Linked DNA regions of Mus musculus: all the other regions are linked to region 3. Evidence: chromatin loops called from intact Hi-C (ENCODE). Cell type or tissue: gastrocnemius. All regions are shown on one strand. Each heading gives the region's core, and the rest is flanking DNA. Links, peaks and the distances in the headings are about the cores only. Region 1 overlaps Msn (moesin). Region 2 overlaps Msn (moesin). Region 3 has its middle 33 kb from the start of Gm41897. Region 4 has its middle 61 kb from the start of F630028O10Rik.

Region 1 (7,801 bases), core at 1,043-6,042, 110 kb before region 3:
TCTGGACATTTACCCTACTAGGTACCACTTTCCTCCTTTTGAAATTGACCTCACTCTTTCATTGGAGGAAGGGAGGGAAGGAGGGAGGGGGGAGGGGGGGAGGGAGGGAGGGAGGGAGGGAGGGAGGGAGGGAGGGAGGGAGGGGCAGAGAGACAGAGAGACAGAGAGACAGAGAGAAACAGAGACAGAGATGGGGAGAAAGGAGAACGAAGTCCTGTTTGGAAAGGTTGAAAAAAAGGTGTCCAGAGAGAACCCACCACTAAGCCTTACAACCTGAGCGCAAGCCCTAAATCTGAATGTTGAGAGGAAAGAACCAACTACCATAAGATGTCCTCTGACCTCTGTATACTATGGTAAGTGCACACATAAGTACACACAGAAATTTCTTTTTAAACCCTGAAATTGAAGCTTCCAAATTCAGCATAACTTTCCCTGGCAGGGCATAAAGGAGCTGATCTGAGTAAACTAGCAATTTGAAGCATAATTTGCAGCAGAGAGAATTGTTTACACAGCTAAATCCTTGCCTAAGCTGGGCCTGAGTATGCAGACATAGACTGAGGTCAAAGACTATATCTATGTAGAACAGAAGGCTTTAAGGAACATGACAACAAAAATGATGGGCATGCATTTCAAGAGCGTGTCATCCTCGCACGTACACTGGCCACTGATGCTTACTGAACATACATAGATACTTCCCACAGGAAACCTCTCTGACAATTAACTCTTCTTGGTGGTCCACCATCCAAAGGCTTCAACTGGGATCACTCTTACACCTCAAGTTGGATAGCCTGAAACATAACCAGGCCAGATGCTGACTCGGACTTGGCAGCAGTAGCTGGAGTGCTTTAGTCTATGACCCAGTGGCTTCAAAGAGGCCCTCCCTTTCCTTAGAGCCAGGATCACCCAGGTAAGCAGGAGTACTCCACAGCAAAGTAGTCTAGCCATAACTCACCCCCACCTGTTATGTGTTCTTAACAATAAAATCTTTTTGTCTGGGGGGGGGGATGGGGAGAAGAAATAATCACAAGTAACTTGCTGGAACAACTGAACATAACTTTTGTCAGTTCATAAGTGAAAACACTCAAGTACATAGGCACAGGTGACAGAACACTTATTGTATGCCAACTCGGTGCCAGCCGAGTCACCCACAGCCTCAGCTCAGTCACTTAAGCCAAATTTCCTCTGCTAGCAGTTGGTGGAGGCGGGTCTTCTGGACATTCTTGGAGCTCCTTCCATAACTCCACCCACCTCTCTAGTCATGGTAATTTCACTGCTCTCTTCAGACACTGTCTTGGTAACTATTTTGCCAAAGCCCACACACTGTAGCATGGGAAGCCTGGGTACATCTGGGAAACACTGCTTGGATAGGATTCCCTTGTCTCCCTGGGGCAGAACCTGTGGAAGCCCAGTTGGGTCTGACCTCAACAACCTTACTGACTACCTGCCATTTCTGAATTCTGAGGGAGTGGCCTTTCTTTCTGAGCTTTCCAGGGGGCTGATAATGGGAGGAAGACAGTTATAATTGGAGCAGAGGAGCAAGAGGAAGTACAGGCCTTACTAGAGCAACCCCAGAACTCCAATCTCTTCCTCAGGCAGAGAGTAATCACCAGAGTCACTCAAATAACCTTCAGCCAGCATTTCCTGCGGCAGGGCCTGGACTATCTTGATTCTTAGGGGAACAGAGAAGCCTCAAGCACTTCTTTTCCCTAAGAAGAAAGCAAGCACTGCCTTGATCTTCTATCCCCGGAGGTGGAGAACCCCTTCACCCGGCCTCTTGCCCCCAACATATATACACACACATCAACTTTCCCACAACTCATTCGTCTTTGTCCTTAATGATTTGGAAACAGCACCTGGCATGATTATCCCCTTCCCTCCCTTTTGACCTCTATTTCCAGACCTTTCCAGACCTGCCTGGGCTTCACTTTTCCTATGTCTGTGTCTGTTCTCTGTACTTTCTACAGAAGAAAACCGCAGCAATCCTGACCCACACCCATACCTTCATGACTCAACATTAGTTCTCCAGCCACTCCAGCTGCTCGAAAAGACACAGGAGACAAGAGTCTCTTTCATTTGTTTTGGCTCAGCCCTGCCCTCTAAAAATTCCAAGAAGCATTTCAACTGACAGAGTACACTAGAGACTTGAGTGCTACTCTTTCAGTTACCATGTTTGAGGTACTGAACCTTCTCAGCAATGAGGATACAGCCACCTTATCAGCAAGAAACTACTCGTGTTTGTGTGTGTGTGTGTGTTGAATTAATTATGGTCTCACTGTCAAAAGCAGCTTATCAGTCAAAACATACCCTAGAAACAAACAATGCCCAACCCCAGGTCGGATCTTCCTTCAGGCACATAGGTTGCCCCACGATGTCCTTAATATGGTTATCCAGAAACGATAAGCAGTGTGAATTCCCAAACCCTTAAACCTGAAAGGACCTCAGTGAGCATTTGACTCAAATTCACCAGTTCACAGATAGGAAAACTGAGGGATGAGAAAGAGAGGCACTGTCCCAGGGTCACACAGCTACTAGGAAGTTTGAGAACAGGGATTAAAACCTGGGCGCTTGGGCTATGAGAGTGGCTCAGTGCTCCAACACCACAAATAATATCTAGTTTTTAAAAACTAGCTCTTGATTCCATAGCACATTTACTATGCCCTCATGCCACCCTAGATAGTAGAAGTAGTTAGTAGACCCTTTATACATGCTACTTTGAATCTGGAGATACTATGTGAAGGAGGCTGGCTGTACCAGTAGGTTTCAATTAAAAACACAAAAGTGACACTATTTGGAAGTCTAGTTTTCAACAGGGCATAGATCTAACTTTCATGCTGAGATAACCACTACCACCCATTCTAGGGAGACACAATATTTCATAACAACATGGAAGCAAAGACATAAAGAATAAAAGGAATGGGTCCATACCTAGGTAGCCAAGAATAACAATTCCCATAAAACTTTGAAGGTGCTGAAATGAAAAGGAAGTAAGCCCATCATTAATAAAATAAGCATCCAAATGTGAGAAACTGTTATTTGGAGCCACACCCAGCTGGGCTTCACTCTCTCCAGTCAGCTTCCTGCTTGACCCAGGCTCCTGCCAGCAAGTTCCACAGGAAGTTATTTGTAGACTGGAGACAGAGCATTTTTGGCAGCCTGAAGACGCAGGCTCTGCCCAGGGCACCAGAAGAGGGCTCTATTCCCCCTGCTTAGGAGCACAACACATCAACCTTCGATGTCATGTCTGTCTCTGAAGAACAATGCAGTTGATCCAGGCACCAGCTGAGGTCTGGGTGTTAAAACTGCTAAAGCCAGGATCAGTAAACTATTCAGGGGCCAGGAGAAGGCTTACAGGCCTCATCAAAAAGAACTGCTTTCAACCCCAGGGCTAGGCTAAGGTTGACTTCTATCTACTTCGGTATGAAAGTAGTTGTTTAATAGTAGTTAAAGATGATCTTTAACTCCTAATTTTCCTGCCCTTCACACCCCTGATGCTGGAATTACATACATGCACCACAAAGCCTGGCACAGCATTTTTAAATGTTCTCTCTCTTAGGAGAGATGAGAAATTTTCCTCAAAAAAAAAAAAAAAACAGAATCATAAAGGATGAGTGAACACAGCAGAGCAGTTACAGTGTTTTATTCTCTTCAAAGGCTGTCATGTCTTCCTTCCTTGTTCTGAACTCTGCCTGACTATTTTTTCCTGCAGTCTTTTATTACTAACCCTTACCACTCAGTAAAACTTACCAAGACTCCCAAATTCTCACAGCTGGTATCACAAAGATCATACAATAGGCCTCAAAATGACTCAATACAATCTATCACCTGAGGTAAATTTTTAGAAGAGTCCCTTGCCGATCCACACAGATTCTGGCTTCTTGGGTCAGAAGGGGACTGGCCATCAGAAAGTAAGAACTACTTTTCAAGGCCCTTCCGAGTTTGTAAACCTCATGATGATAAAATGGCTTGGAAACTATCTGATTGAGGGAAACACAGAAAGCACAGGTTAACTAGAAGACATTGAGCAAGTGGTTTAGGAAAAGCTCTCCAAGATTAAACATATAACCCACATCCACCACAGAGATCAAGGATGCCATAGTCTTTCTATAGCCACTACATCCCTCTATTTTCTAGTATCCTTGTTTATAAAGTATGATGACAATAATGCCTATTCTTCCCTACCAAGAAGCACCACTACCTATACCCATAAACTAAAGTAGTATCTCAATAGCAGGGAGAGCATGGAATAATATCCTAAAAACATCAATACAAGATCTAGCTCTACCAACAATGAGCCAAAAGCCCTTAATAAAGTGAGCATAGCAATGCCAGTGTAGCAAACATGTTGTTTGGTACTGATGAGATGGTGCCCTTAACTGATTGCAAACACCATTTCTGACATTAGTCAACAACCCAGATTCCTAGTTGCCAACGCAAGATTACTATAATATATTCTCCAGAGAAGAGGCTTGGGAATCTGTATTTCAACAAATACCCTGAGATACTCACTACCTGAGCTTAAAGAAACATACTCTGGCACAGATGCTGGTGACATCAGAGCACAGGATCAGTAACCTAGATGTCCAAGATGTTTTCTGGCTCGGAAATCTTCATTCAGGGACCTTGAAGATAAGATGTGACAGAACAGGTGCTACAGGCAGGAGGAGGAGATTTTGAAAGCCTAAACAGAAAATTGTGCCAAACCTTTGAGCTATTGTCCAGAGTATTCAACCATCTTTCCATCTAGTTAAGAACCAGACAGTGGGAGGTACAGATAACTCAGCAGCCAAAACATATTGATCAAAATGCTCTAATTTAAGGCCTCTGTCAAGAGTCTTCCTGAGTTCTCTGCCTCATAAGCATTCCACACTTACTCATTCTCAGGGGAATTTTCTGGCAATGAGCAGACCTTAAACACCAACCTCCCCTTCTTGGATTCTCTGAGAACTAAGGGACAAAGAACAAACATCAAAAGTAAAGCAGAGATGCAACTCTTCATGAAAGAAGAAATGGGAGGGTCACTGAGGGAAAAGCAATTTGCTTAGTTAGGCTTTATGGAGACAATTGTAATATCCCAGCACCATACTACAGCAGACTGTTCAAGACTAGTTTGGGCTACATACATTTCTCAGGAGGACAAAAAAGCATCTAATGCAAATTCAGAGGTAAAACTACAGTATGGGTTTTCAAAGCTACCAGTACACTGACTATTATTTGCTCTTCGCAATTTCTTTTAGTTACAAGTTATTTTGACAGTTATCATTTAACTTTATCCAAGTAATCTAGTGGCCTCTAGCCATAAGCTCTCACATAGGGTGCTATAGCTCACCAGACAGCTTGGCCAGTTTGAAACCCTCTAGAATAACATGGGGAAATGGAGAGTTCCAGTCTGGTCTCCTAGAATTCTACTCATCTTAGCTCTGCCATAAATTCCTTATAGTATTCTCTGGACCCTTTGTCTCTCGGCCTGAAATACGGGGGTCAAACTAGCTGGCTTCCGAAGGTGTTTTCAGAGGGTCCATCTATCCTCATTGAAAAGAGGAGCTAAAGTGAGTAAATCCCCTTTTTAATATGCCTGCATATTCCTTCAGCCTCGGGTCATTCCGAGCTGAACCCTTTAGGCAGTTAAGTGCCGGGTGACTGACAGCTGGGGGAGGGGGGCGGGCAGACAAGCAGGAAGGCGGCAGCCCCACCCTCCTTTGAACAGGAAGCTAGCTACATCCTCTTTTCCCCACCCTCAGCAGTACATCTCCAGACATACCAAGCAGAAGCTGTGGGGGCAGGGGGAAGATGAGGCCTAAAAAGAAACTAAACATGCAAATCACCCCCAATGTACTAAGGAGCCATCTGAGGGTCGGAAATGAACTAGGGCCATGAGAAAGAGCAGGGAGGCATCCCCAATGTCTACTAGGGCTAAGCTATTCAACCTCACCTTGCTAGCCTGACAGGAACAATTAGGAATGGGCTAGTACAGTTAGCAGACCTGGCCGATCCACTGAACTGCAGGCCAAACATCAGGACCTCATATACACAGGTGTTTCACCAGTATATTTTTCTTGGGTTAAGAATGCAGCCATGTCATAGGTAGGAGTAAGGTATACACATGAGTGAACATTTGTGAATGAGTATAGGGGCTTTTAATGAATCTCAAAGTATCTCAAAGCCAAGGAAGCCCACATCAACCTTCGTGGCTACATGCCAGCCCACTTTCCAGGGCCATCCCCTACACCCTGTGACTGGGCCCCAGCCCTCCCCACATCCTGTTCTCAGAGAACACGTGGCTGCCTAGGGAAAGATAATGTCATTACCACACTTCCCCTCGGTGGAGGAGGATCTGATTGACTGGAGAGGGAGCCAGAGTTCTCTGCCTCAACAGGCTAAATAATCTGAAGTAAATCTCCGAGTTTCACAGAGGGACGGACAGGAAGAGTGACTAGATAATCTTGAGATCACCTGATACAGTGAAGGATACATACCTAAAGACAGAGGATGACAGATCACATTGCTTCCAGAATAAATAAATAAATAAATAAATAAATAAATTTATTTTATGGGGTAAAAGGCCAACTTCTTTTACATTTCAAGATTGTAAGACAATGCCAGTGGAAGGACAATGCCAGTGTCCTTCCTTGATCAGTGAACCAGAAGATACAAAAACACAGGAAAATTGTGTTTTCAAAAGTGTCACACAAGTCTCATACAGTAATCCTAAATACCAACACTGGCATTTCTGCTATGACAGCAGTGAGTTAATGGGCCTAGAGTGGCATTACCCAACTTAGGAAAAGAAAATGACTTCCAATCTGTAAGAGCAGCAACCAAACAAATTTAGAGTTGTGAAGGAGTGCCACAGCCCTACTCACTGCTAATGTCTTCACTTCTCGCTAATCAGCTCGTTCCCTGGCTCCCCTCTGTTTTCCCTTCCTAGCCTATAAATATAGTGAAGAATGTGGCTGAACATTCCATGTTTAGGGAGGTCCTCCCAGCTGATCCAAGGTCAGAAGTCAGAAGTCAGATGTCAACCTTCAGTGATGCCTGACTGAACGCACCATTCTTCAGTGCAACAGGAGCCTCACTGGGCTTCTAAGAGGAATTCCAGCTTCCCGTGCCTAAACAGGTTGTTCCTAACTCTCAGACAACCTGCTCGTACCCACACCTCATCTTGCAGCTCAGCTCAACTCTTGGCTGCATAAAGTTAATCACATAGGCCTGGAGAAAAGGAAGAGTCTCAAAAATCCTCCAGCAGAGTGTCATACTACCTTGGAAAGCCAGGATTACTTTTGGAAAAGGACTTAGGTCAAACATAAAGGGTGGGTGGAAGCTTGTTAGACAATACAGAACATCCAACTTACTAGTTTTGGTCAATCCATAGCTTGAGATAACCTTTCTAAAATTGTGTTGTTGTTATGCCCTCTAAACTTACAAGCTCATCCACCAATTCACTGAAGCCAGTGAAAACTTTTCAGCCTACGCAACAATATCAACATTTTTAGCACCCCACCCACCACATATCAATATCTTCACACTGAAGCACTAAAGTGAATGCACAAAACACACTCAGCTAAATTTACAATATAAATATATTGATATATTTAGTTCTCCGTGTAGAACAAGAACATTCTTCTCCATCATCTTAACTTTCATCTAGTGTTTTCAGAGCCAAACAGAAAACAGGTCCACCAGACTCTCCAGAAATAACCAACAGTTTCTCAAATGGCCTAAGCAACAAATATCATCGTGTAATTTTTAGGAAGCAGAAGAAGCCCTGACTGAGTGAAGTCTTGAGTGTGCTGTTGACATGGGC
Region 2 (7,801 bases), core at 1,372-6,371, 140 kb before region 3:
CAGGGGTCAATGGCTTCCTCTCATTTTAATTCCACTTTTTTGAGCAGAGTTTGTGTTTGTTAAGTGTTTTCCCTCTTTGCTGGCCATATAATCCTTATGCACGTGTGAACATGCACCGCATAAATACATTATAAGATAAATTAAACGATGGTTATCTCTTGAGAGTAGATCAGAATAACATTCCAAATATTGAAGTAGTAAGTAGTTTGGCTAGCTATAAATTTTCTGATTGTACGAGTGGAGAGTAATAGGCTAGTGACTCACAGTCTCCCTGACTGTTGTTGGCCCTGCCTGCTTACCTTCAGATGCTTCTGCACACGCTCATTCTTCTCTGCCTCAGTGGTACGTTCCTCCTCACTGCGGTCCTTGGCCATAGCATCAGCCCGCAGCTCGGCACTGGCCTCTGCTCCATTCTCATCCTGCTCATCATGTTCATTCTCAGCAGGCTCTGCCACATGAGGTGTACTCATGGCAGTCTTCAGCTCAGCACGAGTCTTCTCCAAGTCTTCCTGTACCATCTGGGCCTGTTCAGTGACAGAAAGAGGACTGGCAGTCAGATCAGGTATCTTGTGGCAACCCAATCATACCTTGAAAGACACGTCTAGTAAGAGGTAGATGCCAGTTAGGACGAATAGTTAGGACATGGCTCTAGATGCATATGTAGCAGAGGATGGCCTAGTCAGTCATCAATGGGAGGAGAGGTCCTTGGTCCTGTGAAGGCTCTATGCCCCAGGACTGCCAGGATCAGGAAGCGGGAGTGGGTGGGTTGGTGAGCAGGGGGTGCGGGAAGGGGATAGGGGGTTTTTAAAGGGGAAATGAGGAAAGGGGATAACATCTGAAATGTAAATAAAGAAAATATCTAATAAAAAATGGTTTGCATCAAAAAATGGGGAGTCTAAATCTAAGAAATGTAAGAAACTAGAATATACACATATAGCATAGTATCTCCCACAGTGCTTTGGCCTGGATTCTGTATCTTACCTTTTGCTGCCATTCCACAGCCTCACTTTCCTTCTTCTTTCGAGCCATTTCCAACTGGGAGATCCGTGCCGTCAGCTCTGCCATTTCTGAAGCCTACAGGCATATTAGAAGCCTTGAGAGCTTGACCTTTGGGTTTTCTGGGTCCAGATGCCTGTAACCCCAGTTCCTCTGATAAACTGGTAGGAAACCGGCTGCTCCATTTCTTGCTGACCTAGTGACTTTTAACCAAATTACTCCACCCTTTACTCCTTCATAGGTCAGAGATCCCCTCCTATACTACAGGCCTCCTGGCAGACAATTGGTTCTCTCCCCCCCCCTCTCTCTCTCCCTCTCTCTCTCCTAAGATTTATTTATTTTATTTATTTGAGTACACAGTCACTGTCTTCAGACATACCAGTAGAGAGCATCAGATCTCATTACAGATGGTTGTGAACCATCATGTGGTTGCTGGGATTTGAACTCGGGACCTCTGGAAGAGCAGTCAGCGCTCTTAACTGCTGAGACATCTCTCCAGCCCCTCTGTCTCTCTTCTTTCCTTCTTCCCCTTTTAATGTTGCCAAATATGCATGCAGCGGGGCCTCAGCAAAGCTTGGAAGCCACTGCTTGAAGTAGCAAACCCTTCACTGTTATCCTAGGCTTCCACCAAGACTGCTACCAGAATTAATAAATACTAATATCATAGAAAACCTCTACAATATGGAAAAGTTTCTGCACACCCTTATCCCTCAGGCAAATTTCTCATGACATCTTCTTCCTGAGAGATACCAGCACACCAGTACTACAAGGGAAGGGACTATTTTAAGCCATTGATTCTTAACTTTCAAGTCACAGATCCCTAGCTTAACACATGATTTCAGGGAGGGAATCTTTCCAATGGAGACAGAAATGTTTGTAGACCTTCATCAAACATAGCTGTGACCTTTGACCAGTCTCTAGGCCTCCATGATTGCCAATTTGCTTATTTGGTCACATTATTCTGTATGGGATTTAATTCCATAAGGCAAAGAAAGAAAGAAAGAAAGAGAGAGAGAGAGAGAGAGAGAGAGAGAGAGAGAGAGAGAAAGGAAGAAAGAAAGAAAGAAAGAAAGAAAGAAAGAAAGAAAGAAAGAAAGAAAGAAAGAAAGAAAGAAAGAAAGAAAGAAAGAAGGGGAGAGGAGGAAAGTGGAGGGGAGGGGAGGGGAGGGGAGGGGAGGGGAGGGAAGGGAAGGGAAGGGAAGGGAAGGGAAGGGAAGGGAAGGGAAGGGAAGGGAAGGGAAGGGAAGGGAAGGGAAGAAGAAATGATGCTAAAGAAACACCAGTAGGTACTTTCTCTTTTCCTTTCTTGGGTTACAGGTTGAGATCTATATGTAAAAAAATTAAATGAAAGCCAAGGCCTATGAAAGAGTGTGGGCCATACCAGTGATGCCGCAGCTTGCTTTTGAATGTACTATTATCTTTGGGATACAAACTAGAAAGACACAGGTATGCAGGCAAAGGGATTTATAAACCAGTAAGCAGGGTATAGGGGTCAAGCAAGAAAAATGCATGCACACAACCCAGCCCAGGATTCAACTTTACCAGCTGTTCCTGGGTCTTCTTCTGGTCCCGAGAAGCCTGCAGCAGGGCCTCTTTGGCTTCTTCAGCTTCTTGACGCTCCTTGGCTAGCTTTTCGGCCTCACTCTGGGCACGCTTCCGTTCCTGCTCAAGTTCTAGGGCCCTGCGGGTCTGCTCTTCCAGCTCTGGTAGAAAAACAGGAAACTGATGAAGGGCTCAGAGATGAAGATGGCACAGTAACCTGCTTCCTGGGAATTTTCCACTTCATGGTGCAGTAGGTGAGGGTTCTAAGGATTTTTCTTGATATTTTTTATATTATTATTCTGTACCACACCTAGACTATGTAGTGTTGTTCTGCAGCTCCGGGGGGAAAAAGAATGTCCACCTTAGGTGAGGATCTGAAGAGCCTCAACTTGCACAGTGAACACAAGCCTCACCTTGCTGAGCCTTCTTAGTCTGCTCCTCAATCTGCTTCAGCTTCTCCATCAGCTCTTCCTTCTCCCGCTCAATCTTCTCCTTCTCTTTCTCAGCCAGCTCACGCTTCTTCTTCTCATTTTCCAGGAGAGCACTAGAGAAGAAAAGGAGGGGTGAAACAGGATAGCAAGGCTGCGTGCAATCTTGAGGGGTTCCAGGGAATAAGTCTCTCAGGCCTCAGCCTCCCCACACTCTCATATAACCGAGTCATCACACCATAGTTCCACATAGGCTTCCATGCTCAGTACATTTACCTTGAACGCACAAGGCTTAAAAGGGAATGCTGGTAAGGCAAGCAACCAACTAGATGGCTTTGCTCTCCTTCTCCACCTTCCATATGTAACATGATTTACTAACTTTGCACACTGTCTTATAGCTTCACAGAAAGGCAAGTTTTGGTTTTGTGCTCCAAATATTGGCTAGGGCTAACCTTGTCTGCCTTCAACCATAGCTCTGGGTTCCCTCCTCTCAGATTTTATTGCAGATCTAGAATAAGTATTTACTTTTTCTGGCCTCACTATCTATTCAAGGAAGCAATCTTTTTGTTTTAAAGACTTTACTAATTTTTATTTTATTTTATTTGTGTGTGTGTGTGTGTGTGTGTTTCCCATGCATATATAAGTGTATAACATGCATGCAGTACCCATGGCATCCAGAAGAAGGTGCCAGAGTTATAGATGTGGAAGTGGAGTTACAGATGGTTGAAAACTGCCATGTGGGTTCAGGGAATCAAACCTGGGTTCTCAGCAAGAGCACTAAGTGGTCCTAACTGTTGAGCCATCTCTCCACCCTCTAGGAGGCAGTCTTACACCGCAGCAAGATGTTTTACTCTGAGACCTTTCAGAATGCTTGGCACGCACTTTTCCTCAACACTTTTCACAATTGCATATGCTAAATAATTTGTTTACTTTATCTGTCTTCTCCCACTAGAATATCAACTTCACAAGAAGAGAAATTGTTCACTGCTCAGACTGTATGAGAAAGATGCTCTGAGCATATATATATGTATGCACATCCCTCACTCTTGTTGTTACTCTACTGTGAGGTTTAACAGGGTTTGGCCTAGTTCACTAAACTACTCCCAAAATCTTGATAATATTTTTCTTAATAAATGAGAACACTGGGCTGTCAAAATAGCTCAGTTATAGAGTACTTGCCTCATATTCACAGGGTTTTGAGTCTAAATTCTACTGCTTGGGGGTAAAATCAATGTTAGTTACATATGTGTTGTATGTATGTGTGAATGCACGCATGCATTTGTGTGTATGTGTGTATGTGTGTGCATATATGCATTAGAACCAGTTTCAATGTTCAAAGAAATATATGATCATTTTGTTTTTATTTACATTAAGACAGGGTCTCACTATTTAAGCTTGGGTGGCCTTGAACTTGTAACAACTTTGTGCCAGCAAGCTAAGCTATTCTTACCTTCTAAATCATCATATATGAAGTCATTTCTCCACATTTCACTTCTTCCAGAACCTAGAAGCCACCAATACACACTGGTGTGTGTGTGTGTGTGTGTGTGTGTGTGTGTGTGTGTGTGTGTGTATGTGTGTACTTCATTTGGGGATTATATTATATAAATAGAATATATAATATATAACTTGTCATACTTCACACTTTTTTCACTAAGCATAATGTTTAGAGTATATCACATTGCAGCACAGATGGATAAAAACTATTCTGCTATGGTTTGTCTCCTACATAAGTTCGTGTTTTAGAGACCCTGTCCTTAGTGTAAAGGCACTGAAAGGCAGTGAAACTTTTATTAGATGGGCATGAGTGGAAGATGATTCGGGTAGTCACTTTCAAAAAGGATGCTCAGGAGGAGTTAAGTTTCACAAGATGGTTTTTCTTCTTCTGAGAAGAGGTGGTCACAATTAACTTTACCATCTCTTCTGAATCCTCATGCCCACTGTATTACAACGCAATATGGGGCTCTTGACAGATCTGGCCATCCTATCTTGGATTTCTCAGCATCCAAAAAAACATGAGTAAAAACACCCTCTTTATTTTTGAAGTACTCAGTGTGTTAGGTCATTTATTATAACAACATAAACTAGATTAATATATATTCTATGGGATAGAGAGATAGATTAGTGTTTAAAAGCAATTGCTGGTCTTGAAGATGATCAAAGTTTGGTTGCAAGGCCCTGCATGCAGTAGCTCACAACCACCTTTAATCCCAGCTTCAGGGTATTTGATGAGCTCTTCTGGCCTCTCTACATACACCTGTACTCCAGGAATGTGCTCATTCAGGCACGTGCATTCACAAGCACACAATTAAAACCAAAATACTTATTAGAAGATACATTCTATTGTGTATAATTAGAACTTATATATTTATCTCTTGGTACTAACTAGATTATTTTCTACCATTTAAGTGTCTATATAGTGGTATTGTGAACACGTGTGTACATACAAGTTTGCACATCCATTTTTCTTTTCTTTTGAGGGTTACTTTACCTAGGAATGGGATTACAAGATTATATAGTAATTCTATATTTTATCTTTTTGAGGAACTAGCTTCTACCACTTTATACTCCCACCAGTAATATGCATGAATTCCTAATTTTTCAGAACATCACCAGTACTTATATTTCAATTTTATTTCTTATATCCGCACTAATAAGCATAAAATGGTAATTGATTACGGTTTTCATTTGCATTTCTGTAATGATTAAGGATATTTTTATGTTATTGACTGTTTGTCTATCTTCTTTGGATAAATAATAACCTACAATCCTAAGATACTGATCAGAAAGTCAGAGACTGGAATCTCAGTTCCTACTTCTCTTGCTCCTAACCTTCAGATTACACTGAATACACTAAGGGCATTGTAGGGGAAATTCTGAGGGCTCTGCTTGTTTCTGCTCAACCCAAGTACAACTGTGTACAGACTCTTCAGCTACTACCATACTACTTGCCAGTTAACCAATAGCAACCCATAATGTACCTGGCACAGTAATGGCACGAGAGTCATTGACAACAGGAAACTATGAAAGGCTCCTCCCTCTTACAACCTCTGAAATCCAAGATTTCTGATGCCTGTTTCTGTGCTGAGACTGAATATCTGGGGTGTCCTCCCTTCCAATTCACAAGTCCCTTGTCCTGGGATGATTCCACTCCCTAAGCAAGCCAGGAACCTTCCAAAGCTTCCTTACCACTGCACTCGTCCTAATTCCAGCACTCTATATAGCACCTACCGCTCCATCTGCTTCTGGTGCTTCTCTTCCCGAGCCTGGGCCTTCATCTGCTGCACCTCAATGGTGTCAGGCTTGCGCCGACGCATGTACAGCTCATGATTTCCCATGCACAGGGCCAAGATCCGCTTGTTAATCCGAAGCCGGGGAGCATAGAACACAAAGTCCTGAAGGGAAAACCAAAGGTTTTAGGGCTAGCAGGATGGCTGACATGTGCCCTTGAGCAGGCACATGCATGCCCACACGTACCAATAATAATAATAATAATAAACTTTAAAAATAAAATTTTGAGGAAAGCTTTCTATAAAGCTAAGTTCAAAAGTATTGGAAAGATGATATAGTTTAACCCATTTGTATTCCAGTTGGGAGTATTAATTACCAGAGTAAGGGAAATATTTTTTGCAGAGTCAGGTATCAGAGTAGTGGTAGACTTAAGAGTAGAACCCATGATTCTTTTCTTTGACACCAGTCCTCTTACCTCCAAACCACAGTTTTTCTCCAACTCTGCTCACGAAAAACACCCTGGGGCCAGCAAGATGGCTCAGAAAGTTAAGCTCTCAGGCTTAATAATAAGAGTTTGATCCCCAAAAACAACACAGTGAAAGGAAAAGACCTCTATCTAGCAAGTTGTCCTCTGACCTCCACTTGTACACTTTATACTCCCTCTACACACAAAAAAATAAATAAATACAGAAAACGGAAAAATAAATCTAAAGAAAAAACACCCTAAAACACTTTCTTGGAAGTGTCTTTTTCTGCAATAGTATTTTGTTTTAGTTTTCAAAATAAGTTCATTACTGATTCACAGATTGGAGCTTAAGAGGCCAGGACCTTTGCATTAAGTCAGTATAGAAGTTAGCCACATGGTGGGAAAGTAACTGCATGGCCGGGAGATTGTTACAGAAAGTATGAAAAAGCCAAAAGCCCCATAGAAAGTATTTATAGGATCTAGTCCGAAATCACAACAAAACTGCAGAAGAGAAGGAAAGGAAAGGTTGTTTTCCTATGTCAGGATACAATAAGATGAGCAGATCCAACAGAACCCCATGGCAGCTCATAGGGCCTAAACTATGGAGGAGAAACTTTGGGAAGAAAAAGTACACCACCTCATTAGAGAGATACTTATTTCTCCTACTTACTTATTCTCAGAAGGCAGCGGTAAGGAACTTACACGTTTCTGACCAGCGCTCCCTTAGCCAGGTGACTGACTGACCCAACTGGATTAACTCTTATGGGAACATACAATGTCATATCTCTCTACCTAGAGATCTAACTACTGAATCTCAAAGGGCCTCTTCTATAAGATAATTGATATTCTCATCAACAGGTCCACCACAGGATTCTAAACCATCTCTGTAATCTCTGCTAAGTGAGCTCTAGTTATGGGGAAACAGGCTATTAAGTACACAAATATCTAAATTTCTTAAACTTCAATTATCTTGATTATTATTTGTTTAAAAGCCTTTCATTTCTGCTGGCCTTTTATTTATTTTATTCAGAACTACTACGTGAACACTAATACATCACTCCAACTTCCTTGTGTTTTCCCCAAAATTCATTATCTCTTCTTTAATTATTATTGTCACAAACTATATAAATTAATAAAC
Region 3 (7,801 bases), core at 1,539-6,538:
CCTCCAACCAAGCTGGCCTTGAACTCAGAGATCTGTCAGCCTCTGCCTCCCAAGTGTTAGGTGGGATTAAAGACGTACAGCACCATATCCAGCTCCCTATGACCTTCCTTAATGTTCCTTGTCTTTCAGTAGGCAGACTGAGCCTTATCGATATCCCTACCAGTGTCCACCTTCCAGTTATCTTCTTCCTGTAGTCGTCTGTACCGGCTAGTTTTGTGTCAACTTGACACAGCTGGAGTTATCACAGAGAAAGGACCTTCAGTTGAGGAAATGCCTCCATGAGATACAACTGTAAGGCATTTTCTCAATTAGTGATCAAGGGGGAAAGGCCCCTTGTGGGTGGGACCATCTCTGGGCTGGTAGTCTTGGTTCTATAAGAGAGCAAGCTGAGCAAGCCAGGGGAAGCAAGTCAGTAAAGAACATCCCTCCATGGCCTCTGCATCAGCTCCTGCTCCCTGACCTGCTTGAGTTCCAGTCCTGACTTCTTTCAGTGATGAACAGCAATGTGAAAATGTAAGCTGAATAAACCCTTTCCTCCCCAACTGCTTCTTGGTCATGATGTTTGTGCAGGAATAGAAACCCTGACTAAGACATAGTCCCATGAGAAAACATAACTCCCTTCTCCACCTTAACAAAAGTCTACCCAAAGTAGATGTTTTGGGGCTGTTTTTGTTGTTGTTCTTTTTCTGTTTTGTTTTGTTTGAGACAGAAGTCCATACAGTTCAGATTGGCCTTATTTGAGGATAACCTTGAATTTCTGATCCTCTTGCCTCCATCTTTTAAGTGCCGGGATTACAGGTATGCACCAGCGCACTCAGTTTAAGTCTTGCTGTAAACCAAACGAAGGGAATTAAGGCATGATGGCTAGCACTCTAGTCAATGAGCTACATCCCCAGTCCTTTTAAAAAACAGTTTTGAAAGATAACTATGTATTTGCCATTAAAATTTTGTTTAATATTTTTGTCTGTTAAGGCCCACAGCCCAAATTCCATTGTCTGTGAAGTCTGACACGAGTCTCTAAACACTGTATTATGCACAGACACTAACTTACTCCAGTGAAGATCACTAGTCTAGTCTGTGTGTTTTAGTCTCCAAAAGGAAAGTTGATGTGAAGAGGACTGATTCCCTGATGCCATTGCCTCCTGTGGAGCAGACTGGCATTCTTCCTGCAGAGACATACTGACAAACCCCAGGCTACTTTTATTTATTTTATTGTGCTGGGAATTAAACCCAGGTCCTTGTATATGTTTTGCAAGCATTTTGCTTCTGAACTATTTCCCCAACCCAGCCATTTTGTTTTGAGTTCCCTTTATTCTAGTCATGATTTGAGTCGAGGTAGCGCTACCATATTGCTGCATAACTATAATCAACTCTCAAGACTTCTCCTGCCTTGATTTATTTCAAAGATTACCTTTATTCTAGATGACATTAACTCCAAGGTGCAAGGTTTTATAATACAGCTCCTTTTATATTGTTGTTTTTTCATTATTACATCCTTCTCTTTATTTCTGTCCCCTCCTATTTTGCCACCTTCCCTTCACCCCACCCCATTCTCTGTTACTTCCTCCTCAAACCCAGAGTCTGAATGAAATAGCTTCCCACTTTAAACATTTCTGGTGATTCCTGAGTTTCTCGGTTCATTTGAGGTGGTTAGGAAGTTCAAGTCCCCTCTCCTTCTAGTACAGCTCATAGAGAGACAAGAAGCAAAATAGCAGGTCAAAGCAACTTAGAGAAGCCAAGTGTGCTATTGCAACTCTAGAGGACAAGGCAGGAGGATTGAGAGTTGAAGCCAGACTGGATATCATAGTAAGTTCCAGGCAATCCTGGGCTGTATATTGGGACCCTCTCTCAAAGGAAAATGAAAAGAAAAATAAAACAAAATAACATAATACAAAATGGTCCCATAGCAAGGCCTTCTGTACTTTTCATTCAAAAAGAAGATTCCATGGATTAGCGTCGTCTTCTCCTAAGTGACACGATTAATGTGTTCTTTATTATTATCATTATTGTTGTTATTGTGCTGTGGTATTCAGAAGATAACTCCGTGAAGACAATTCTCTTCTAACACTTGTATCTGAGTTTGGGCACTGAAGTCATGTCTTCAAGCGCTCATGCCTACTGAGTCATCTTACCAACCCAAGCCAAGGATAGCAAGGGTATTTCCACTGTTCCCAAATCCTACCCTTCTGCAGATGTGGAAACTCATCCCATAGGTGTATCCTTTGCTGCAAAGTGAAGCATGGAAAACTGAATGGAGAATGTTAGTCCTTCTGACTCCTAATCAAGTGCTCTGAGAAAAATCATAAAGGTGGTTCAGCACCATCAGTGGAAAGTCACTGTTTGGATCACTTTGTCCAAAGGAAGACAATTGCCATTGGGTGGGGCAGTGACATGACCAACATGTAAATCATAAACACTGAAGGACAGGGCTTGAGCAGATGTTTGTTTTGGGCTTTTTGTTTCCAATGAAAGGCTAGCACAGTATCTGGCCACAGCTTACTGATTAATAAATGAAAGATGTAACTGCTACCAGGTACTAGACGGATGCTGCTACTTCCTCTGGGGATATGGGTATTGATGCAGAACACTCCAGAAACTTGGAAAATTAAGGTTCTGGAGACTTAGTCTCGGTTTGTCCTAGACTTGGTCATGTGTCCCTTATCCATCCCTCACAAGTCATTTTCTTCTTTGTAAAAGAAGAGGTAATGACATCTTCTGCCTCATCTGGCTCCCTGGGGCTTAGGGAAGTAGCGGCGAAAATAAAGATAGGAAAGAGCTTTGACAAAAACAAGCTCTGCAAATGTGATGGCTGGGTGCTATGGTGACATCCTAGCTAGCAATTATGTTCTCCACAGAGGCGACTGTGGGCACAGAGTGACTCATCCTCTCACTCTCAAAGCCTGAGGCCTTGACAGGGGAGAAATGAGGTGAGGTTTTTGTTAAGAGAATTTTTTTTCCTGTGGAGGGGAGAGCTTGAACAGAGATGGACAGCCCCTCCTACACACACAGTTTACCACAGATGCCAGGCTCTTGGGGACAAAACAAGTAATGACTAACCAGAACTTCTGAAATATAATTCTGAGATACATTGGGGCACTAAGCTATTGGGGGTCTCTCTAAGACTAAAAGTTTGGGACCCAATTTTCATTCAGTCCCAAATGTAAAAGGCAGCCAACAGCCACTAATGTACTCAGCAGCTGCTGGTAAAGATCATCCCCTCTCTGCGTCCTTTTCACCTGTAGCAAAGAGAATGCGCTGAATCCTGCCATTGTGCGAAAGAATCCTGGGCTGTTGTTTAGAGGATTTGAATTTTATCCTAGCTCTGCCACAACTCTATTACCTTAGCCAAGTTCTTTCCTGCGCCTCAGTTGCCACAATCATGAAGGAAGGAAGCATTTTATTGGACTTTATATATGAGTTCGTAAACAGGACCCAAGAAATACGGGTTCTAATTCAAGTTGACAGAGAATATATAATTATTTCAGTTTAGACTGTTCTAACCCTTCTTTAGGCCTCAGTTTCTTCTAGATGAAACCCAGGGTCTTGAGCATGTTAGGCAAATGCTCTACTACAGAGTTATATCCAGTGCTTCATCTCTGTTATGAAGAGATGTAAATACAAATTATCTAACCTATACTATGATTCTGACAGCCTGTGGTTCTAGAATTTTACAAGCACTGGAAAGGAAGCAGAGAGAGAGAAAGGCCACACCCAGAAACATTCTCATAAACTGGTCTTGGTTGCCCTCTATGGGTCTGAGATGAGCATGCAGGCCCGGCCTGACACCTAGCCAAGGCAACTACTTTTTTAAAAAAAGGGTTGGCCAGGATGGCCAAGATGACAGCTTTACCAGATAGGGTCAGACACAGTCTGGTCTTAGTCACACAACCTTCTGGACGCTCCTAATGATAGGGATCCATTCAAAAAGTGTGTGTTGGATGACATTCTTCCTATCCATCCACCAGAAACAGGAAGCCTCGAAGAGCTCTGTTGAGAAAAAGACTAGGAGGGGATGTTTGTTTGTTTTGTTTGTTTGTTCTAGCTTGTTTGTTTGTTTGTTTGGTTTGGTTTGGTTTGGTTTGGTTTTGCCACAGGCAAAGCAGTCAGATTTAGGAGGCTATAGATGAATATCTGGGGTAGAGTGTCATTGTACCATGAGATAGTCTGGAAACAAAGTAGCTGATGGCCTCAGTTTTCATCTGACAAGGAAGCCTTCTTAACAAATGGTAGTACCTACTCAAGATGTATCACTATCTTTAGTGCATTGACTTCCTGTTGCTATGAAAAATATTGTAATCTATTTTAAAGAAGGAAATATTTATTCAGGTGTGGCGGTACTATACCTGTAATTGTAGCACATGTGGGGCAAGGGCAAAAAGATTGCCACAATTTCCAGAATAGCCATGTTGTTGTTGTTGTTGTTGTTGATGATGATGATGATGACAACGATTTTAAAGGTTTCAGTCCACAGTCACTATGTTCTGCTGCTTTGGGGCCTTATGACAAGGAAATATGTCATGGCAAAAGCATGTGGTAGATGATAACTGATCACATTATAATTTCTAGGAAACAGAAAGAGATTTTTAAAATGGTAAAAATCCTGATGCTTTAACGCTCTCCCACTAGGTTATACCTTTTGAAGGCTCTAGCACATAAAACCAAGGATTGATGACTAACCCTTCAGTACATGAACTTTTGGGTAGTACTTACCCAAAGTATAATACTCATTATGTCCCTGTTACCTCTAGAAGAAGGACAGCTAATGATTAGAAAAAGAAATCAGTGATCTTGGCATGAGATTTTAAACCTAATCATGACAGGAGGTTGAAATGTCAGAGAGAGTGCTTAGTTTTTAGAAAATACCCTATGATATGATCTATGATAATCTCTATGACCAAGGCTACATACAGTTTTTTAAAAGATTAATTTATTGTATATGAGTACACTGTAGCTTCCCACACGGTTGTGAGCCACCATGTGGTTGCTAGGATTAGAACTCAGGACCTTCGAAAGAGCAGTTAGTGCTCTTAACCACTGAGCCATCTCACCAGCCTGGCAACACACAGTTTTACAGAGGGTTTGTAGACCATAATAAAGGGGGCAGCATGACAACAGGTGGCAGGCCGGGCAGCTGGTGCTAGAAGCTGAGAATTGAGAGCTCACAGTTCAGTCACGGGTATGAAGCAAAAAAGAATGAACTGGAAATGGCATGAGTCTTTAAATTCTCAAAGCCAGCCTTGAGTAACATAATTCCTCCAACAAGAACATGCCCCACCACAAACAGTGCCAGTAAATGGAGACCAACCCCTCTTACATATGAACCTAGGGGCAAGAGATTTTGGGGTTCTGTTTTCAAAAAAAAAACATGTTGAGGAGTTAGAAAGTTTACAGAGAAGTTAAAAGTGTGTTCCATTTGCTTTCCTATATTAAGGCCTCCTATAATTCCAGTTTTGTTTTTTGTTTGTTTGTTTTTTTAAGACAGGATCTATTGTAGCTTGACCTAACCTCAATCTCTATATACTTCTGCGACTGACCTTAAACTCCTAGATGGGATGTCAGGTGTGTGCCACCATGCCCAGCAGTAGGTTCAGTCTTTCAAGGCATCGTATGTTGGGGGATTAGAAATAACTAAACTTGCATTACTTTCTTCCTACAGTGCTTCACAAAGTACTAGACAGGCCATGAAACTCTACACTCTCCTTTTCCTTTTCTTCTTTGGTTTATAAATCTGGCAATGTAGTCAAATGCATGGAAGAAAATGTCTGAGTAATGGGTCACTGAAGCCCTATTTCTGTATCCATTGCTATTGGTGCATATTCTTTGTACATAATGTTGGGTTTCATGGAGACAGTTTTCTTTTAAGTTCCCCTCCTATTTCCTTCACTTAAACATTCTTCCTTTTCCTATCTCCTATTATTTTTCTCCTTTTTCCTAATCTTCCTCTGTCTTTCATGTTTAGTGTGTGTGTTATATGCATCTGTCAAAAATTCATGAACCCCTAAGTGCGAGAAAACATTCAGTAAGTGTCTTTTGCATCTGATTAGTTCACTTTAAGAGTATGGTCTCAGGTCCTATCCATTTTCCTGTAAATGACTTAATTTCATTTTTCTATATGGTAGAATAAAACTCCATTGTATGTCTATATCACCTATTTATCTGTTCCTGGACATTTAGGTTGAGCTATTGTAAACAGTCTTGTAGTAAACATGGATGTACAGATACCACTATGGTGAGTTGCTTTAGTGTCTCAGCTATACACCTAAAAATGGGATACCTGAGTCAGGTGGTGGATCTGTTATTAAATTTTTTTTTAGGAAATTTCATACTGAGTTACATAATGGGTGGTCTAATTTACAGTCCCATTGGTGGTATGTAAAGGGTCCTCTTTCCTTTATTTGTTCAAGCTTCAAGATTTTCTGTATCATTCTAGCCCACTCCTTTCTCAACATAATATTTTTATCGATTATGTACCCCATCACACTCATCTTTCTATTCCTCTCAGGTCCACCTTCCCACCCTTGTGCCCTCGCCTTAAGAAAACCCACCAAGTCCAATATGCTTTGCCCATGTACCCACTGGAGCACGGTCTTGTCCTCTCTTTTCACTGATATTGTGCTGCTCCCTGCAACAATACACTTTGTATAATTTGATCATAAATTCTCCTGATCCATCTCTGAGACTACTGAGTTGACAAAGAATGATAAAGTGTTACTTTTAGGTCATATATCCCCTAGTACTGGTACTACCACTTCTTTTTTTATTTTTTACTTTTATTTTTGTGGAGTATAATCTTTTTTTATTAATCAATCATTCCATTTGTTTACATTTCAAATGATATCCCACTTCCAGGTTACCCCTCCATAAACATCCCATCCCACATCCACCCTCTCCCCCCTCCCCTTTGCCTCTATGAGGGTGCTTCCCCTACTCACTCACCCTCTCCCACCCCACTGCTTCAGCATTGCCCTATGCTGGGGCATCAAACCTCCACAGGACCAATTGATACCAGGCAAGGCCATCCTCTGCTACCTATGTATCTGGAGCCATGGGTCCTTCCCTTACAATCCTTGGTTGGTGTTCAGTTTCTGGAGCACTGGGGGTCCAGCAGGCCAATGTTGTTCTTCCTATGGGGTTAAAATCTCCCCCTGTTCCTCCAGTCCTTCCACCAGCTCCCCCATGGGATCCCTGCACTCACTTCTTTTTGTGTCCTTGGGAAATCTTACCCGTTTTCTAGACTTCATTTTCTCTATCTATAGCTTTGTGATCTACAGATCTACAGATCTGTTCTACAGATCTACAGATCTGTTCATGTGTGTGTATGTGCAGTTGTTCATGCACACATGCATATGGGAGTCAGATGTCATTTTCTGGTGCTATTTTTGAGGTGCCATGCATCTTGGGGTTTTGTTTTTGTTTTTCTTCTTGTTTTAGTTTTCTGACACGGTCTTTCATTTGGCCTGGCATCAGCAATTATATTAGTCTAGTTGGCCACAAGGCCCCAGGAAACCTGTTTTCACCTCCCTAGCTTTGGGATTACAATTGTGTCATCTCTCATGCCCTTTGTGTTTGTTGTTTGTTTGTTTTTCAAGGTAGTTTCTCTGTGGAGTACTGTCTGTCCTGGAGCTCACTCTGTAGACCAGGGTAACCTTGAACTCAGAGATACACCTGCCTTTGCCTCCTGAGTGCTGGGATTAAAGTCATGAGACACTAACCCTGGCTTACACATACCTTTTGAATGTGAAATCTCAGGAGCACATTCGAATACTCATGCTTACATAACAATCACTTTACGGAGTGAGGC
Region 4 (7,801 bases), core at 1,546-6,545, 160 kb before region 3:
CTATTTCTAAAACACTTTTCAACACATTTAATAATGCTGTTTTCTGTTTTAAATAGGTATTGACAATTTTCCAGTTCAATTTATTACTGAAAGCACTTCAGAATTCTAAGGTCTAAGGTTTCTATTTCCTGGAGACGGAAACAGGCCCAGAGTAGAAAAGGTAAAAACCTTACCAGTGACAGAAGACAGAATGTGCTCTGGAAACCAGTTGTTTGCACTCCAGACACCTAGTTCAGAATTTTCAGGAAACTGAGATGGACCACAAAATATAATATTGAATAGCAGTTTAAGACCAAGTCTTTAAGCCAGGTGTGGTTGCACATGCCTTTTATCACAGCATTCTCGAGACAGAGATTGGAAGATGCTTGAGTTTGAGGCCAGCCTAGTCTATAGAGCAAGTTCCAGAACAACCAACACTACACAGAGAAATGCTTGCTCAAACACCGCCCTGCAACCCTCCCCCCCCCCAAAAAAAAACAGTCTCCAGGGGTCCCTGATTTCATATCTCCGTTCTTGCGATTTTGAAGCTGTGTTAGTTTAAGCAATCTATTTACCAGTTTGTTTTCCTTATCTTGTAATGGGAACAACACTGCTTTCTGCCATCTGGAATTGTTGTAAATTTTAAATTAGTTAACATGAAAGAGTCCCTAGGTGCATGTACTGGTATATGCCTATAATCCTATAAACTCAGAAAACTGGGGCAAAGTGGATCATGAGTTTGAGGTGACCCTGAGCTACATAGTTCATTCAAGGCTGCATTACAAACCCTTATATTAAAGAATAACCTCTGACACAGTGATCTACATTTTCTTGTTGGCATGATTATATACAGTTTACTTTAAACCAATGACATGTGAGAAAGCATACCCAGCTAGAAGGTGGCTAAAATGTCAACATAATCACTGATGAGTTTTTATATTGGATAGGATACCTTACTTCCCTGTGCCTTAACTTCTCATCTGTAAATGAGGATAATTCTTAAGAGACAGTAAAGAAATATTACGTATGACTTGCTTCTTGTAAAATAGCAGGTAATGCGCAAGGGTAAGGTGAGTAATGGTTATATATAGCATGGTAGCTGAATGAAAAGAAGGAATACATTCAATCTGAAAGAAAAACAGGCTTGAATGTGTGGATGTTGTTTTCTTTTTCCGCAGTGAGGAAGAATGGAACCTAGGAGAGCAAACTAGGGATTTCCAATCCCCATTATCAGCACAGCCACTTCTTTCCCTCTTGCTAATACCAATACACCCACTAAGTAGCCTCCCTCTCTCTCTCTCTCTCTCTCTCTCTCTCTCTCTCTCTCTCACACACACACACACAAAATCATTCATGATGAATTCAAATGCAAACATCTTCAACAGCTATGTATGTTGTGGTGTTGATGTAGGGGTTACAGGTGTGTGTGGATGGACATGTAGATGTGGGTGTCAGAGGACAACATGGAGGAGTAGATTTCCACCATGTGAACTGCGGGGATCAAATGCAGTTCACTGGACTTTACAACAGGCATGTTTACACACTGAACCATTTCATTGGCCCTGCTACATATTTTTTGACAAATATTTTATTTGTCCTTTGAACATTTCACCCATATGTATGATGCATTTTTCTCTTTTTTAATATTTATTTTTCCATCATACAGTACATCCTGATATATGATGTTTTGATCATAATCTATTCTCACCTTCCCTTCCAAACTCTTCCCTACTCCAACACATCTCCCTCCCACTTCCATATCCTCCTTTAAAAATAACCCAGTGAATCCAATAAATAACCCAATGAATCTGATGAGTGCTGGCCATTTGCACACAGATGTGGAGCTGTCCATGAAGCGTGGCCAACCTACTATCAGCCATATTCTAAAATAAAAGTAGCAATCCCTTTCCCAACTGCAATCAACTGACAATAGCTCCTCAGCTAGAAGTGGCACTTCAGAAGCCCACCCTCCTATCAATGCTGGAGTTCTTATTGGCTTGATCTAGTGCAAGTCTTCTACAGGAAACCACAGAGGTGCAATGTACGTACAGCCATGTTGCATTCAGAGAACAACATTTCAGAACTTTCTTCCTTGTCCTCCAGATGTTACTTACATTCTTTTGACTCCTTCTTTCATAATGTTCCCTTAGGTGGAAGAAGTATCATGTAGATGTTTCAACTATGGCTGGACTCTCACAGTCACTTTCACCACTTTGACCAGTTATGTGTTTCTTCATTATCCACTACCCATTTCTTTTTGTCATATTTATTTTAAATCTGAAGTATACCTTGAGAGTATTAGACATTTTGTACTTAGTCATATATTAAAGAAACCTCTTTCTTGGTTAAGCAGTATGCAGAGAGTAGAGTGGAGGATGAAATACTAAGTGTTCTCAATCAACCCTGCTGTGGGATTCAATAAACAGTTCATGTTTCAAGTAGTTTCTCCTAGGCTAGGAGCCATGTTCCAAGATCAAACTCTATTCACCTACAGTGTCCATCTGCCTTTCCTCAAGCTGCCCTAGCAAAGTACAAATTTTAAGTCAAAGAGTATAATTGTGTATGCAAATGTAGCCTCCTGACAAGCCACCTGCTCACAACCATTGTAACTAGATTTCCTGTTTCTAGGTCTTTTGCATAATAGAAATTCTAAAATCCACAAAAAGGTGGTAGGAAGGACTAAAAAAAATAATCATGGTTACCTATAACTCCCATTGCCCCAAATCTCACAACACCTATGAGTATATCATGCTATCTCCTGACAGCCATATCTTGAACAAATTGTCAATTTGTGCTGTTTGCCTTGTTATTCAGTAACTGGTTTGGACTGAATACATAATTCTTTCCCACTAATAAGGCTAGATTGCCCTACATCCTTCCCTGGGCTAAAATTATTTCTTACCTTTTGTATTTTCCATTTTAACAAGGATATTATTTTTTTAAAGAATGGCTATAATTTAAGCCATTCATGTAATTTTTCTTTGTTGGGGCATTAGTCATAGCAATACAAAATTTCCCCAAGTACGCCAAAGTAATTTCTATTTATTATCTATGTGGGGTATTTTTAGCCTTTCAAGTAAAATATATACCCATACAACATGATTACAGTCTTTAACTACTAATGCAGTCATTATTTTTGTTTATCTCTTTGAAAATATAGTAGCAATAGATTGCATATTTACTCAGAATAATTCTAGAGTAATTATGAATGTGCTTTAAGCTTACTATGAATGATAAATGTAATCAAGGAATATCTTTAAGAATATTCATACTCTTCTCAGAAAAAATCTTTCCTCATATGAACCAGCTCTTTGACAACATAATTGTCAAAATCATAATGGGAGCTATGTATCCTGGCCTGGAGGAAGCAGGGCCCAACTTCAAGCCTGTTATGTTTGCTTTTGTCAACACATCTCACAGATATAGGAACATAGAAATTTATCGTGATGGCGAAGGTAGACTTTACTGAGTTAGAGCAGAAACAAAATCTAAGGCAACCACATACCCCAGCTTTCGGTGGTATTTCCCATCAATTACTATAGAATAAAAAAACAAGCTGAGGTCTGGAGAGATGACTCAGCAGTTAAGAGCACTAGCTGCTCTTCCAGAGGACCCAAGTTCAATTCCCAGCACCCACATGGCAGCTCATAACTCTCTGAAACTCCTATTCCAGGGGATCTGACTCCCCCATTCAGACATACATGCAGGTATAACACCAACTTACATAAAATAAAAATAAATTAACATAAATTAAATACTATTTAAAAAAAACAAAGGCTGATTTTACCCACAAGATAATCTGATGTTCTTCTCAGGAGTACTTCTGACCCAAACAAACAAAAGAAGTCATCCAGGTAATCTTACATCACACACACACACACACACACACAGAGAGAGAGAGAGAGAGAGAGAGAGAGAGAGAGAGAGAGAGACCCTAGAAAATAATTTGGGTATGACCAAAACCACTATCCTAGGTCTAATAAAATCCAGCAAAGATCTCGTATCATGCATACTTTCAACAAAAATATGAGACACCAAATTTATGAGAGAAAAGGATAAACTGAGTGTCTGTGTGGTGGTTTCCCCTATATGGTGGACTGAACATAAAATGTCCCCTGTAGGTCCATATCTTTGAACTTTAGAGGACAATGATGCTGGGGAATGTGGTGAATCCTTTGGTCATGGGATCCAGCTTGCAGATACAGGGATACAGGTACAGGAATAGAGGATTAAAGCTGGCTCCACTCTGAACTGTAATCTCTGATTCATGGTAGGTTGAGATGTAGCAAATCACTCTACAGTCCATGACCACTAGATGGAGCCCAAGCCCCCACATCCCCTCCATCGAGATTCTATGATCCTAATATCCTCTCTCCTCTAAGTTGCTTCTTGTAAGACATTTGAATGCAGTAATGAGAATAGTAGCTGATGTACATATTTCCAGTTTGTCCATGTAGACTTGTGAAAGCATATTTCCAGAGATATATATACTTTAAGCAAATTCTGTTTACATCAATCTCATCAAAATACTTATGTTGTCTGTCAAATTATGCAAATTACCTAGATAAATGGTTTGTGGAGAATAGATGCACACAGTATAGCAATATGTATTTATACATTTTGCTCTGTACCTATTTTATCAATATATTTTATTTTCTCATCACCGTTACACCTATGTAGTTTTCATTAGTACACCTAAGTTTTTAAACTTGCAAACTTGTGTAATGTTTTATTTTGTACAGTAGCCTATAAAATCTTACATATTTTTCTTGTTTGTCAGATAAATTTAGAATTGTTTTCTCTTGCATTTACTTTTATTTACTCCACTTTTCCCCATTCCTTTCCTCCTCCCAGCCTTTCCCAAGCCCCCTCCTGCCAACTCCTTCCATGTTCTAACTACTGTCATATCTCTAGCCCCTCTCTCACTCCCTCTCCTTCCCCTCTCCCTCCCCCTCTCCTCCCTCTTTCTCTGTCTCTGTCTCTGTCTCTGTCTCTGTCTCTGTCTCTGTCTCTCTCTCTCTCTCTCTCTCTCTCTCTCTCTCTGTGTGTGTGTGTGTGTGTGTGTGTGTGTGTGTTTGTGTGTACGTGCGCACACATGCACACATGTACACAAATGTATAAATAAAACCTGCTGGGTCCACTTTTGTTTGTGTGTATATGGTTTCAAATCTGTTCACTTATTTTGGACAACCAATTACGGGACTCATTTCTTTTTTTTTTTAGGTATTTTCCTCATTTACATTTCCAATGCTATCCCAAAAGTCCCCCATACCCTCCCCCCCACAATCCCCTACCCACCCACTCCCCCTTTTTGGCCCTGGCGTTCCCCTGTACTGGGGCATATAAAGTTTGCAAGTCCAATGGGCCTCTCTTTCCAGTGATGGCCGACTAGGCCATCTTTTGATACATATGCAGCTAGAGTCAAGAGCTCCAGGGTACTGGTTAGTTCATATTGTTGTTCCACCTATAGGGTTGCAGATCCCTTTAGCTCCTTGGGTACTTTCTCTAGCTCCTCCGTTGGGAGCCCTGTGATCCATCCATTAGCTGACTGTGAGCATCCACTTCCGTGTTTGCTAGGCACGGGGCTCATTTCTGAGAAGGGCTAACACATTCTTAGCAATCAGCAGTTGCCTGTAGCTCCTTGTTCAGAGGTGGGACCCACCATAAGATAGCCCCCCTTCAGTGTTAGCATATCGATTAATATGCCAACGTTCAGATCTTTTTGATACAGTCATTTCTATGAGAGACCATTTTGTGGTGGATTTCCTGGTATTCTGACTTTTACAATCTTTCTGACCTTTCTTCCGTGAAGTTCCATGAACCATATATGCACAAACTATAATGTAGATGTACACACTGAGGCTGCAATTTCCATTATCTGCTGATCTCTCTGCATTGTGTCCATTTGCAGTTTTCTGTGATGGTCTCCATTGTCTGTGAAGAGAAACTTCTTTGATGAGGGGTGGTAGCTACACTGATTTTGTAAGCATGAGATTTAGAATGTACTTAGGAACTATGCTAATCTAGCAAAGTGATAGTAATAGATTCTCTTGTAATGTCTATGACCAGAAAGATGGCTAGGTTTCTAGTTCCAGGATGGTAAATAGTACTAGGTTTCTAGTACTAGCTGGAACCACCATGTGAGCACCACTTACTGTATCTGTCTGTCTACTTTGCCATGCTGATCATGGTTGTGCTTCATAGCTGTCACAGCTTCCCTCCCTTGGCAGTTTACACATATTTTTTTCTGAAACTACTAAAGCTAGACTGCAAGAAGGAGGCTTTCAGGTTTTATCCAACTCCAATCATCTGAATCCAGTGTCCTAAATGTGCAGCGTCTTCAACAATAGTTTACCTTCAGGCTCTGATAGCCAGCCAAGTCAGTCTGTATTCTTTGGGGTGTCTCTTGGACTGCTTAACCAACTATTCTAAAAGAGATTGCTTGTGCATTATTCTGGGGTTCTTATTAGTCTATGGTTCTTATGGCGAGCATTGTCGGCCCTAGCTGCATAACTTGTGTGTATGCATAAATGTTTTGTGTATGATTTTACACAAATATTTTTAAAAAGATTCCTTGAGGCTTTATCAAGCAACTTTGCTGATATTTCCCCCTTCTTGCTCTTCCATCTGTATGGACCTCTCTCCCTGGTACCCAATTAGAATACTCCTCAGGGTTTTTCCATTTCCTACCTCATATCACCTGTATCCTGCTATTCTCCTCCCAACCCTTCCCCGTGTATGGTCCCCTCATACTTCCAGCTTTCTTTGGTCATCCCATGTACTATACTCGCATCTGGAGATTTGAGGATGAGAACCAGAGATGAGAGAGAACATGCAGCATTTGTCTTTCTGGATCTGTGTTATCTCACTCAGCATATTATTTTCTAAGTCCATCCATTTACATGCACATTTCATGATTTCACGTTTCTTCCCAGAATAGTATTCCATTGTGTGTATGTACCACACCTCCACTAACCATTTATCTTTTGAAGGACATTTAGACTGTTTTTACTCCCTAGCTATTGTGAAGGGCAGAAATGAAAATGGTTAAGCAAGTATCTGTGGAGACAGATGACATCCTTTACATATGTTCCAAGGAGTCGTATTGGTGGGTCAAATGGTGAATTCATTTTTACTTTTATTTTCTGATTATCCACACTAATATGCAGATTGACACACCAATTTGCAATCTGACCAACAGAAATCCTCTCTCCCTTAAACCACATCTACAAAATAAAAATAAAAATGAATTTACCATTTGACCCACCAATACGACTCCTTGGAACATATGTAAAGGATGTCATCTGTCTCCACAGATACTTGCTTAACCATGTTCATTTCTGCCCTTCACAATAGCTAGGGAGTAAAAACAGTTAATCTGAGCCATTCTGGTTGGAGTGAGATGAAATCTCAAAGTTGTTTTAATCTCCGGTTTGCTAATTGCCAAGGATAGTGAACAACTTTTGATGTAGTCCTTAACCATTTTTATTTTTATTTCTTCTATTGAGAACTCTCTGTTTAGATGCCTAGCCCATTTTTTTAAAAAATGGGCTATTTGTTTCCTCAATTCTTTGTTTTGTGAGTTCTCTGCATATTCGGGATATTAATCTTCTGTCAGCAGTATATCTGGCAATGATTTCCTCCCACTCTGTAGGATTCCTCTCCAATAGATTGTTTCCCTATCTGTACAGAAACTTTTTAGTTTTGAGTTCCCACTTGTCAACCATTGGCCTTAATCCCTGATCAAATGGAGTCTTCTTCACAAAGTCCTTTCCTACACCTGAATTTTATAGGCTGCTGCCTGTGATCAAACAAACAAAAG

Evidence for each region. Peaks named below come from ENCODE experiments on the same cell type or tissue, not always from the same donor. Only the 100,000 strongest peaks of a DNase experiment are listed, where the experiment ranks them.
Region 1: it touches region 3 in a loop (3-fold over the local background); 18 of 42 quality-filtered maps call a loop at or near these places.
Region 2: a loop joins it to region 3, with 4 times the contacts of the local background. A loop is called at or near these places in 32 of 42 quality-filtered maps.
Region 4: a loop joins it to region 3, with 7 times the contacts of the local background. A loop is called at or near these places in 33 of 42 quality-filtered maps.

Annotation. Positions count from the first base shown.
Region 1 is chrX:96,128,815-96,136,615 of GRCm38, reverse strand. All of the region lies in intron 1 of Msn (moesin), which reads right to left. Among named protein-coding and RNA genes, the nearest start is that of Gm30427, 28 kb to the right of the region's middle. In gastrocnemius, for the core only: a CTCF peak has its summit at 3,183 (motif pointing right); DNase peaks (open chromatin) are centred at 1,180, 3,157 and 5,744; H3K4me3 peaks cover 262 bases; H3K27ac peaks cover 4,377 bases.
Region 2 is chrX:96,158,648-96,166,448 of GRCm38, reverse strand. It overlaps Msn (moesin), which reads right to left. Exons shown (of 13, transcript NM_010833.2): 8 at 6,198-6,361; 9 at 2,952-3,082; 10 at 2,539-2,699; 11 at 982-1,074; 12 at 300-524. Among named protein-coding and RNA genes, the nearest start is that of Gm30427, 57 kb to the right of the region's middle. In gastrocnemius, for the core only: a CTCF peak has its summit at 3,647 (motif pointing right); a DNase peak (open chromatin) is centred at 3,666.
Region 3 is chrX:96,015,702-96,023,502 of GRCm38, reverse strand. No RefSeq gene overlaps it. Among named protein-coding and RNA genes, the nearest start is that of Gm41897, 33 kb to the right of the region's middle. In gastrocnemius, for the core only: a CTCF peak has its summit at 3,758; a DNase peak (open chromatin) is centred at 3,766; H3K27ac peaks cover 355 bases.
Region 4 is chrX:96,175,128-96,182,928 of GRCm38, reverse strand. No RefSeq gene overlaps it. Among named protein-coding and RNA genes, the nearest start is that of F630028O10Rik, 61 kb to the left of the region's middle. In gastrocnemius, for the core only: a CTCF peak has its summit at 4,290 (motif pointing right); a DNase peak (open chromatin) is centred at 4,298.